2 separate regions of the Mus musculus genome follow, and region 1 is linked to region 2. The links are chromatin contacts, found by Hi-C or POLR2A ChIA-PET in ENCODE. All regions are on one chromosome and are shown on one strand. The core of a region is the stretch at or near the end of the contact, and the rest is flanking DNA. Distances in the headings are between cores, read along the strand shown. Region 1 holds the start of Mpeg1 (macrophage expressed gene 1). Region 2 holds the start of Lpxn (leupaxin).

Region 1 (5,474 bases), core at 1,219-3,718, 340 kb after region 2:
GTACTTCCGAGTACCATAGATGGCCAAGGTAATGACAACTCCTAGTGCTATGGTGACTCCCAAAGTGATTCCAGCAGCTTCCCCTCCTGACATTCCATTACTGTCCCCATGGATGACTGTCATGGCCCTACGAAGCTCCAGAGGTTCTCCCAGCTTCCACTGGTTGGTCTGAGGATCCTTAATCCAGGATCTGGCAGTCTCACTATTGGTCACTATGACAGTGTTGGTGGCAACCTGGCTCATAAGAGGTGGTTTGGTATAAGGTGGGAGCCTGACAGGGAGCAGGGACCCTCCTGTGAAGATTCCAGCCTTGACACAGTAGGACACTTGGCATCCATCACTGATAACAGCTAGGTGTTGGCTGAAGCCCCCGGGACACTTTTTCAGAGATGGTGCTCTGACGTCTTTAGCTGTATCAGAATTAACCAAGGGGTTCCCCATTATACAACTGAAGAACCCACCAAAGGGGACTGAAAACTTGAACCCCAACTCATAATCCAGGGACACACATACCTTGAGGCTTTCAAACAGGTTCAGTGGGATGTAGCCTGCTGGGCATGACTGTGCATTTGTCATAGGGTTGATGGTCTTGTCAGTGAAGACTCCTCCAAAGAGAAGTCCTGAGTTGTCAGGTACTTGGCCAGCAGCCACACACCAATAAGCCCTAAATTCAGCCTTGGCCACTCTGAACACATCTTCACACACTGTCTTGCAGAAAATCTTGAGGGTGCATTTCTTTTTACATTCCAGACGACTGTAACCCTCTTCATGGGTCTGGGAGAGCAGATGGACAGGGGTGTAGCCAGGGGGACAAGAGAAATCACCTGTGAGCAGGTTCTTCTGCTCCAGGTTTTGGCAAAGAACATCACCTGACAGTTCAGTGCATTCCTGATAAACTCCACCAAAGGTGAAGTTGGTGACTTTCGCATCACAGGAATCATCATCCATATTGGCTTGAAAATTAAAGTTGGGGGAATCAACATTTGTGCATCCTGGGTGAGTGTTAAAAGTGTAATAGTGTCTCACAGCAGTTTCCACTGTCTTCGACAGCTTCTTCACCAAGGGACCTGGCAAGCCAGGTAGCTTGTCAGGTTTAATGAAGAAATGCAGAGGCAAGCCAGCACGGTCTATTGCCACTAGGTGGTTAGTGATGCCCTTCTGCCAGGTTTCTAAGGTGATGCCTGGATAGAAGGGAACCCCTCCAAAACTCTGCACCCTGGAGTTGGTCCTGTTCGACAGGTAGTCCTTCGTCAAACTGGTCTGAGAAATGTAGTCTGTTTCAACTTTGAAGTTCACAATGTTTAAGAAGGCAATCCCTGCAGAAGCGGTCACGGTGTTCTGGCTATTCTGGTTGTCCAGAAGGAAGGAGGACCTTACGTGATCCTCCTGAACCAGTGCAGCCCCAGCATCCACACTAGTGATTACGTGTGTGCCATAGTTGAGGATCAAGAGCTCTGCCAGGTAGGTGGCCATCTTCGTCTGGTTTTTCTCTAGTTGGTCACAGATGTCCATAAGTGCCTTCGTAAACCCCAAGCTGAGCTCTGAAGTTGGGGTGGTTTTCACTGTGTAGATCCGGTTTCTTACCTGAACCCTGGTAGTCACAGCTTGGTCCTTTACTTGAAGGGTCTTCATCCTTTGGAACTCAGTAGAGAACTTGCCGTTGACTCTGGAGAAAAGGGCGAGTTCTGTGTTGATAGAAAGTGAGGTGGTACTCTGGTAATTCATCCAGGACTCCAGGACTTCTGAGTTCATCTCCAGGTTGCTCTCTTTCTGAGGAATAGTATACACTTCATCGGGGATGATGTACTGCCCATCTTCTGTGGTCTTACAGTTGGTGTATGTCAAGTCCATCACCCGTCCCATGTCTACATTTCTCAGATTATCCCAGCCTCCTCCTGGTAGGACCTCCAAGACAGGTAGTTTCAGGGCATTCTTGCATATTTGAAATCCAGTGGTACCCGTTTCTCCAAGAGGCTTGTCTGCTTCAGCACACGCTATTATCATCCAGATGAGGACCAAGGCCATGAAGCTGTTCATGGCGCAGATGGTTTTGGCCATATACCAGCCCTAAGCATTCACCAACAAGACTGGGGCAAACAGAAGGATGGAAAAGAAAGCGGTTGTTGAAACAGAAAATTCTACAGTTCTCCTAAAACCATCAGTTCCTCTTTATGCTGCTCCAATTGCAAAACAGAGAAGTGAAAGCTGGTTGGAATATTAGAGACCATTAGTACCTTGTAAAAATTATTCTACTCTGGATATGCAAAGATACACTCTTCAATCCCCCCCCCCCCACACACACCCTATGTCCCTCACCCTGCCTTTCTTCTACACAGGGGTTTGGCACCCAGTAAAAGTGTGGATTCAACAACTTACCTCTGTCAGAAGGCTCTGTCTGGCTTTTGTTTCACTCTCTTTGACTTCAAAACCTGCCTTTCTCTTCTTTTGTGAAATCACAGTATTAGTTTCTTTTTACTGGAAACGCAGGAGTTAGTAGCAACCTTGTGCTTATTTACATACCCCGCCTCCAGGCTACTCTGTGTCAAGGACAAATCTTAGATGTCTCATTGGTACACTGAAGTTGGGGCCTGCCCCCTGAGAACAAAAGTGTAAAATAATAAATAAATAAATAAATAGATAACCTCAGATGCATGCTTTGTGAGGTCTCATTGTTACAAACTCAAACAGTCCTATTTTGGAGATAGACTTATCTAGGGCTGAACTGCTCAGGAAAGCATTCCGTTTGCTGGGAACCCTCACCCTGAATTGTTCTGGGCATCCTGGGTGAGGGTGAGGGCTTCCACGCTGTTCTGTTTTTCTCCGTTCAGAGAGAAATATTCAAGAGAAGACAAAAGCCACACTACAAATTTGCAAAGTTTGGTTTACTCAAAGCATACAAACGGCCCAGGAGCATCCGTGCTTGTGTCCACACATTTGTCTGATCGTCTCCATGTGTGCAATTTTTAAACTAAGCAGCAACTGACCACACGTTTAACTTTTTCATCCAAAAACTTTTTTGTCAGCAAAGACAGCAAAAAAGGAAACATGCTCTTTATTACATGGGTTAAAAGTACTAAAATTCATTTCTTCTATTGTCAGGAAAACATAATGAGCACTCTTTTCTCAACACCCACCTCTTCTTTTTGTCTAGCAGTGATACTAGCTCCTTTAGATTTGTGATTCAGAGAGGAGTAGTCTGTGCTAGCGATCAAGTATCAGAATTAAGGGAGGCTTAGGTGAATTACACAGTTGTAACACCTGGAGTGTCTTGGTTCATTTAGCAGCAGCCAGGAACTCTATAGCAGATAATAAATCTTCACACAGCACCCTCATAGCACCCCAGATCATTTTAGGAGCAAGATGCAGGGCTAAGACTTTAAAAGCAGAAACATGTTTCAGCCGTGGGTGAAGACTACCACCTGTGTATAGGCTGTGAAGATCTTAACGAACTAAATTATCTCAGGTTGTCATTGAGGAAGCAACAAAGCATTTTTGAAGGACTTGAGCTTCCCTAGCCATGATCCAGGCTCCAGTGGTGTTCTGTAAATCCATAAAAGCCTTAGCATGGTTCTATTCATGCCAAGGTGTTTGGGGAAACTGACTCACACCAGCCTCCAATGAGGAATGAGTTTGTGAACGATGTCCAAGCTATACCAAGTTGGAGAACCCAGCCGAGTCACTGCAGAGGGTGCTCTAGTTCATATATAAGCAGGGTTATGTATTTATACCTCAGGAGACAGCACCTAGAGTTTAAAAGCTGAGACTTGAACGCCCTTGAGTGCTTGCAATAACTCAGTAAGTGCACTCTTCTATTTTAACTGGCTTATGCACACCTATTTGATGACAGGCAGGCTAGCAATTTCTTCTTGTTCTCTCTTTTCTAAATCACGTTGAGGGCTGGGGACGTGGTTATGAGGGTGCAGTGTTTATTGTGCAGGTACTAAGTCCTGAGTTTGGATCCTTAGAACTCGCCTAAAATGTGCACACAGCAGTGCATGCCTGGATCTCCAGTGCTGGAGAATCCCAAGAGACTGCTAGCTAGTGAGTAAGCTAAGCGACTGCTAAGATGTTAAGCTTCAGGTTAAGTGAGAGACCCTGTCTCAAAAATAAATAATAAATAAATAAATAAATAAATAAATAAATAAATAAATGCAGTGGAGAAGCAATTTAGGAAAAATTATGATGTCAACCTCAGCTTCTGCATGTGCCTGTGTGGGTGACCCCATATCACATACACACACATACACACACACACACACACACACACACACACACACACACACACACCACAGCACACACAAGAATAATATAAATAAGCCATAGATCCTGTTGAGACCTTGATATCCTGAAGCGAGAGGCAGGTAAAGTAAGCACAGATGGTTCTAGATTCAAGTCTTAGCAAATTGCTAAACAGTCTCTCATTATTTTCTGTCCTTTCTTTTTAGTACAGTTTTCCACTCTAACATCACATAAAATGGAAGAATGGCAAAATATTCTACAGACAACACAAGTTTTTCAAACAATGTTTATAATGAAAAATTATTGTGTTATACAATGATATGTAAAAACAATAGCATCATGAACCCAGATATGGCCAAGTATATAAAATTAGAGGCTCCAACACCAGCCAATTGACAGTGTCTGGTCAATAGAGTTTGTTGAATAATTTTTTTACTCTTAAATCTCCAGAGATTCTTTGATTTTCTTGCGTTTTCAACAATGATAATGTCTTAGCTATGAGGTTTTTTTTTAAACTGAGCATTTATTAACTACTAAATAACAATGACTATCAGTTTATATTCAGTAAAACAACTCAAGCAATACAGATATATATTTTAAATTTTTTAATTTTTGATGTAGAACACAATTAAAACATTTCTCCATTCTCATTCCTTCCCACAATCCATCCCATATACCTCTCCCCACTCTACTTCAATTTCATGGCATTTTTTTTACTAATTGTGAATGCATACATATATGTATATGTATGTGTATGTGTGTGTACATGTCTCTGTGTACATGTGCTTAGGTGTGTACATGTGTCTATGTGTATGTCTGTGTATGTGTATCTGGATGTATATGTGTGTGTTTGTGTACATGTATGTGTATGTATGTATATAAATATATATTCTTAAATGTAACCACTCAGTCCTTATAACGTTACTTATATTTTCAGGACTGACCATGTGGCACTGGAAAACCAATTAGTATGCTCTTGTTTTTTTTTTAAAGCATCAAATTACTTTTGGCATTTTCGTGTGCCCGTGGAGGTTGAACGCATGGCTTTTATGATTTCTTTGGTGAAGGAGGTTTAGCTGGTGAGAAACAATGAAAGAAGAAGTGAAATGGTGAGACTCCAGGGCACAACCTCCATTTGCATGCCAGGACAGGAGGGCGGTGCTCAGAATGTCCGATGGGAGGACATTGGTGGGGATTTGACTAGCACCTCCCACCTCCATTTGTCCTGTTTTCCT
Region 2 (4,905 bases), core at 243-2,742:
GGCTGTATTTTGGACTTTGATATAGAACCCAATTCTTTTTTATATAATATTGGTTACTTATTCTTTGAGAATTTGATGTGTGTGACCTATAAAATAAAGCAAAACTAAGATCCTACCTGAAAAAAAATGGTAAAACTCGATGAAGAAATGCAAATTTCCTCCAATACCCACACAGGATATGCATTCATCAAATTCTCAAAGAATAAATAATCAATATTATATAGAAAAGAATCTGGATTCTATACCAAAGTCCAAGATACAGCATTAACCACAATATTGAACTACATTTTACTGACAAAACAGTTAAGGATTTATTTAAAACACCCTTTTTTCCCTCAATAATTTCTATTCTCTTCTTTGTTCCTCTGTTTCTCCAGTTCTTAAAACACAACCCCAATAATTATTTTTAATGACAATGTACAAGCTTTGCATCTTATTATTGTTGGAAGTTTTTGCATAGCTACAAACACAATGTGGAATTAATACAGCTTGAAAAGTGGGTAAAAGTAACTTTGTGTAGCGATAACAAAAATAAATAGGTGATACAGATAGATGGATGGATGGATGGATGGATGGATGGATGGATGGATGGAAGGACAGATGGGCAGGCAGGCAGACAGGGAGGTATGTAGATGATAAAAAGTTGCCAAGGTATATGAAATGAGCCCCAAGGAGACAGACTTTACAGCTCCAGGCTTTTTGACCTAGGTTTCTCTGGACACAGTAGCCCAGCGGCACTTCTACTGACGTTTTCATTACCTCAGAGTGAAAGGATGGACTGTTTTTCTTGAGAAGCAATCTGCTCCTTCAAGATTTCTCTAAATAAAAAGCAACAAAACCTACTACAGTGATGGTCTACCTGTAGTCTAACAGTAAACTACAGAGAAATGAAAGCACTCTGGCCCTTTTGCAATCTCTACAGACCCTTTACACTGCTCGGTCATTTCACTGTCCTTGCACTATCCTCCCTTTCTCCTGGTTTCCTTTTCTTTCTTCTCTCCTTCCCTTCCTTCATTTAATGTCTTCTTCCTTTCCCATCCTTTTTTTTTTTTCTTCCAGTATCATATCTCCAAGCTGTAGAGCTGCCCTATGACCTCCAGTAGCTGCCAAGGGAAAAGGCACTTTCAATTACAATTCCTTCTGTTTCTTTGGCTGTCTGGTCTCAACGCTCTGCCAACTGTGCCGCTGCAAACAGCAACCCCATAGCTCCCCCAACAATGATAGTTCCTCCTGCCTCACTCTTGTTTGAATTGAGGACAGAAGTGAAAACAAAAATCTTTCAGTCCTATCCTCAGTTTGACTAGACCACACTTCATCATTACAGATGGGGATGGATGGCAGCCAGGCCCCCACTTCCTTAGAGCATCTTCTCCAAAGGCCCCTTCACTCACCCAGCTCTTCCATTGTCCTATACCTGCGATGCTCTAGTCTCGAAGATTGTGAAGAACTTTGTTGGCATGTGGTGAAGAAGAGGACCACAACGGAACTGAATGAGACAGTGCGAAGCAGCCTCTGTGACCCCTTTTGGTTCCTGTATTTGCTTAGCACTTCCTCACTTTTGATTTGCTGAATACTTTTTCTTTTCTAGTAGCTCAGGGTTTTTTTTTTGTTTTGTTTTGTTTTGTTTTTTGGTTTGTTTTTTTTTTGGGGGGGGGTTTTATATGTTTGTTTGTTGTTTTAATTGTGCTAACAGAAAAAGGCAGGTTGTGCAAGATTGAAGTTTTGATGCTACATTGGCCAAGGTGGCTATAAAAATTGAAAGTTAATTCTTTTTTTAATTTAAACACCTACTGTATTCAAGGGCTTATCTTGAACACACATAGAAATTTTAGGCTTATACTTAAAGAGTTTTCCAAGTTTAAGTTTCCCATTGCCCACTGCAGGCTATTTTCTGTCTCCTTCCTTTTCTTTCCTTCTCTTCCTCCTCCTTTTCCTATAAAACTAGAAGACCATGGAAGTACAGGTCCTTTCTTAAAATTTCTGATTAAATAGCATCAACTTCATTTCACTATTTGTACTTACTTAGTACAGCTGACCTCACTTCCCATACAAACTGTGATTTTTTAAAACAGACGTTTTAATAATTGTGTGTGTGTGTGTGCTCATGTAGGCATTCATAAGTTGTAAGAGTAAGAAAGCGCTCTCCTTGTACCACTGGGGTCCCACAGATGAAATTCATCAGACTTTTCAGCAAAGTGCCTTTATCTGCTAAGCAATCTCACTGGCCCAGATTATAGATTCTTTAAAGTTGAAGAGAAGTGGGTTCACTTTTGAATTCTCTGATCCTGGTTTATCCAGTTATTCAACATTCAAACGTCTACAGAATAAGGAAGAATCAATTGAGAAGATTTAAGATACTGGGTACTAAGCTTCCAGAATCTGAATTACAATTCCTGCTCAGTTCACAATTTCTCCAAAAAGGTGAGAGAGGTAGATTTTTATCTTATTGTGCCTTTGTTCATCTCAAAAGGAAACAAACAAACAACAAACGCATTTAACAGAAAATTGCCTAGAAAAGGCAGTATATAAAGAACTATAAGTATGGCCCTGTGAAGTGGGTTTTGTCCCAGTGTTTACCAAGAGACTAACAGGAATAGGGAGTAATAACTGGCTAGAAGAATAGAATAAAGGGATAGTTTTGTAATGATCATCTTTTAAAAGGAACAAGTCATTCATTTTACTAAAACCTTTTTTAAGAGGCTCGCTTTTTGTATTACTTTAAGCAGCCATTGGATGTCAGTGCTGTTCCAAACGTGCTCATTGCAAACAGCGCTAGAAAATTCATTCCTACTGATACCGTCGGGTTTTAGAACTGAAAAGGACACTAATCCTTTGAAAGCGCAAAACTCGGTAGACTATAAAACATTTGCCTTATCTGTGTGGCAAATGAGCCAGATGCTGGGAGGAAAAGAAGAAAGAAAAATGAACTTCTTTAAAAGTCTAAAATTTAATGGCTAATATAAAATTCTGAATCAGATTTCCAAACTTTGTATCTTTCCATACTGTTGTGTAGATTTTAACTTAAGACGTTTGCATCTTCGAAGTGTAAGGAGTCTCCTTGAAAGTCGTTTCCTGGTTGCAATGTGTAAAAGGCAACCCAAGGAATGCAAACAATGTTTAAGAGGGAAAGAAATGCATACAAACGTATAAGAGGCTGCATTACCACCAGTTGCGGTTTGAACGATTGGAAAGCCCCCTTTCCCCATCAGGAAGGTACTTAGCTGTAAACGCTAGTCAGAGCTGCTATTATGACTGTGTTTCCTGTGCCGCAGAAACATCTACAGACCGCAAAGGCATTCAGCCTCGGGGTGGAGAACGTGAGCGACAGCTAACTTATCCACAAAAAAATCAGTGAGTCACGCTAACCGGCTCTCCAGCTCCAGCACCACAGCCAACGGCAATTCCGTGGCGCCCCATCCCTACCAGGAAACAACTTTACACTTCGTCCTACACGTTTTATTAAAATTAAGTTGACAGACGCAGAACGAGTCCCTAACCTCCTGGGCTTCACAAGTGAGAGGCTCAACACAAGATGGAGGAATAAAAAGGAGCGTAGCTAACAGGTCGCAGAGGAGGCGTCAAATGACCAGACCGAAGTAAGTAAAGACTATGACGAGGGCACTTCGGAGCACTTACACAAAAAAAGATTAAAAGAAGTAGGATTCTCTCCCAGGGACCCCTAGCCTGTAATTGGCTCAATATTTTTGCCAGTTGTACGCAGGCGTCGCGACCTAACCCGGAAGCAATGCCTCGCTAAAACGTAATCTCAGACCTCAGATAGACGCTCCCAGCCTTCCCTCTGCCTCTAGTTTCCCATGATTTCTCTGGAAGCGCAGAGTAAATAGGACTACGTCTCCCAGAGTGCCCTCGGCGAAGTTGGCCCTGCGCGTGCGCCTCACGACTATCCCGCGCTGTCCCCTCGGCCCCGCCTCTATCCTATCGCCGCCATTTTTTCAGAGACTTTCATCCGGCAACGGACAGGGCCTTTTTTTTCTTAAAGGAGAAGCTGCAACTCAAATAATTTACCACTTCTCCCCTCGAGAGCTGGCGGCGCTGGGGACAGAAAGGCCAGAGCAGGAAGGTGGGGGTCTGGGTGGAGGCGGGATAACGTCCAGGCTACTTCTTAGGCTAGTAAGAACCCTTGAGGGGACAGCGGCGCCTCCGGGAGGCAGGTGCGCGCGCAGCCGGCAGGGGGGTGCGCGCGCGGCTGAGAACGGTGCGTTTTGTCCTCGCCTCCGCCCTCGCCAGCCCTGCCCCTCCCACCGCCCCTAGCTTGAGCCGAACTCCAAAGTGGGGGGGGAGAAAGGTCACTTTGGGATTGTCGCGAGACGCAGCCGTTTAACGGTGAGAACGGGCGCGCGGGCAAGGAAACCTCGCGCTCTCCCTCGGAGCCGTTTCCTGATTGGTTGGAGGAAGGGGTGGGGGAGGGCACCGAGTGCGCTGCTGCGTGTGAGACCGCGAGGGGCCGGGCCAGGGGGGCCGATCCTCCCCTCCGATTGGCCCGCTGCGTGTCCGTCCGGGTGCGCGCGTGCGCGCCGCCGGCGGTCGCTGGCTTGAGTGGCAGGGGGCGGGTGGGGGGGGGCGCCCTCGGAACGGGCGGAGGGGCGGGGGGGAGAGAGGCGCTCCGGAGTGAGGGAGCCGGACGCTCCGGGAGCCGAGGGGGGCGGGGGGAGCTGCGCCGCGGGCGCCGCCGCCTCCACCGCCTGGGACGCAGGGGTGGGGGACGGACGAGCCCCGATGCCGGGGGAGACGGAGGAGCCGCGATCCCCGGAGCAGCAGGACCAGGAAGGGGGCCCAGCAGCGGCGGCCGACGCGGCTTCGGAGGAGCTCCGGCCCGGCGCGGCGGCGGCGCCGGCGGCGCCTGCAGAGACCGCGAGCAGCCGCGTGCTGAGGGGAGGTCGGGAC

What was found. A loop is a pair of places that touch in the nucleus more often than their neighbours do. ChIA-PET counts read pairs that join two places held with the same protein, here RNA polymerase II (POLR2A).
Region 1: a map of mature B cell shows a loop between it and region 2 (2.0-fold over the local background). The contact joins the promoter of Mpeg1 here to the promoter of Lpxn in region 2. A Hi-C loop is called at or near these places in 4 of 37 maps with a recorded cell type or tissue (Patski, mature B cell, regulatory T cell and 1 more). POLR2A ChIA-PET finds 5 or more read pairs at or near these places in 2 of 5 experiments (Patski and embryonic stem cell).

The regions. Positions count from the first base shown.
Region 1 is chr19:12,457,764-12,463,237 of GRCm38, reverse strand. Mpeg1 (macrophage expressed gene 1) reads right to left here and starts at 2,468. Exons shown (of 2, transcript NM_001374668.1): 1 at 2,377-2,468; 2 at 1-2,087. The coding sequence starts at 2,037.
Region 2 is chr19:12,795,166-12,800,070 of GRCm38, reverse strand. Lpxn (leupaxin) reads right to left here and starts at 1,492. Exons shown (of 9, transcript NM_134152.4): 1 at 1,392-1,492. The coding sequence starts at 1,404. Zfp91 (zinc finger protein 91) reads left to right here and starts at 3,948. Exons shown (of 11, transcript NM_053009.3): 1 at 3,948-4,905. The coding sequence starts at 4,738. Gm44505 (predicted readthrough transcript (NMD candidate), 44505) reads left to right here and starts at 3,948. Exons shown (of 13, transcript NR_024093.1): 1 at 3,948-4,905.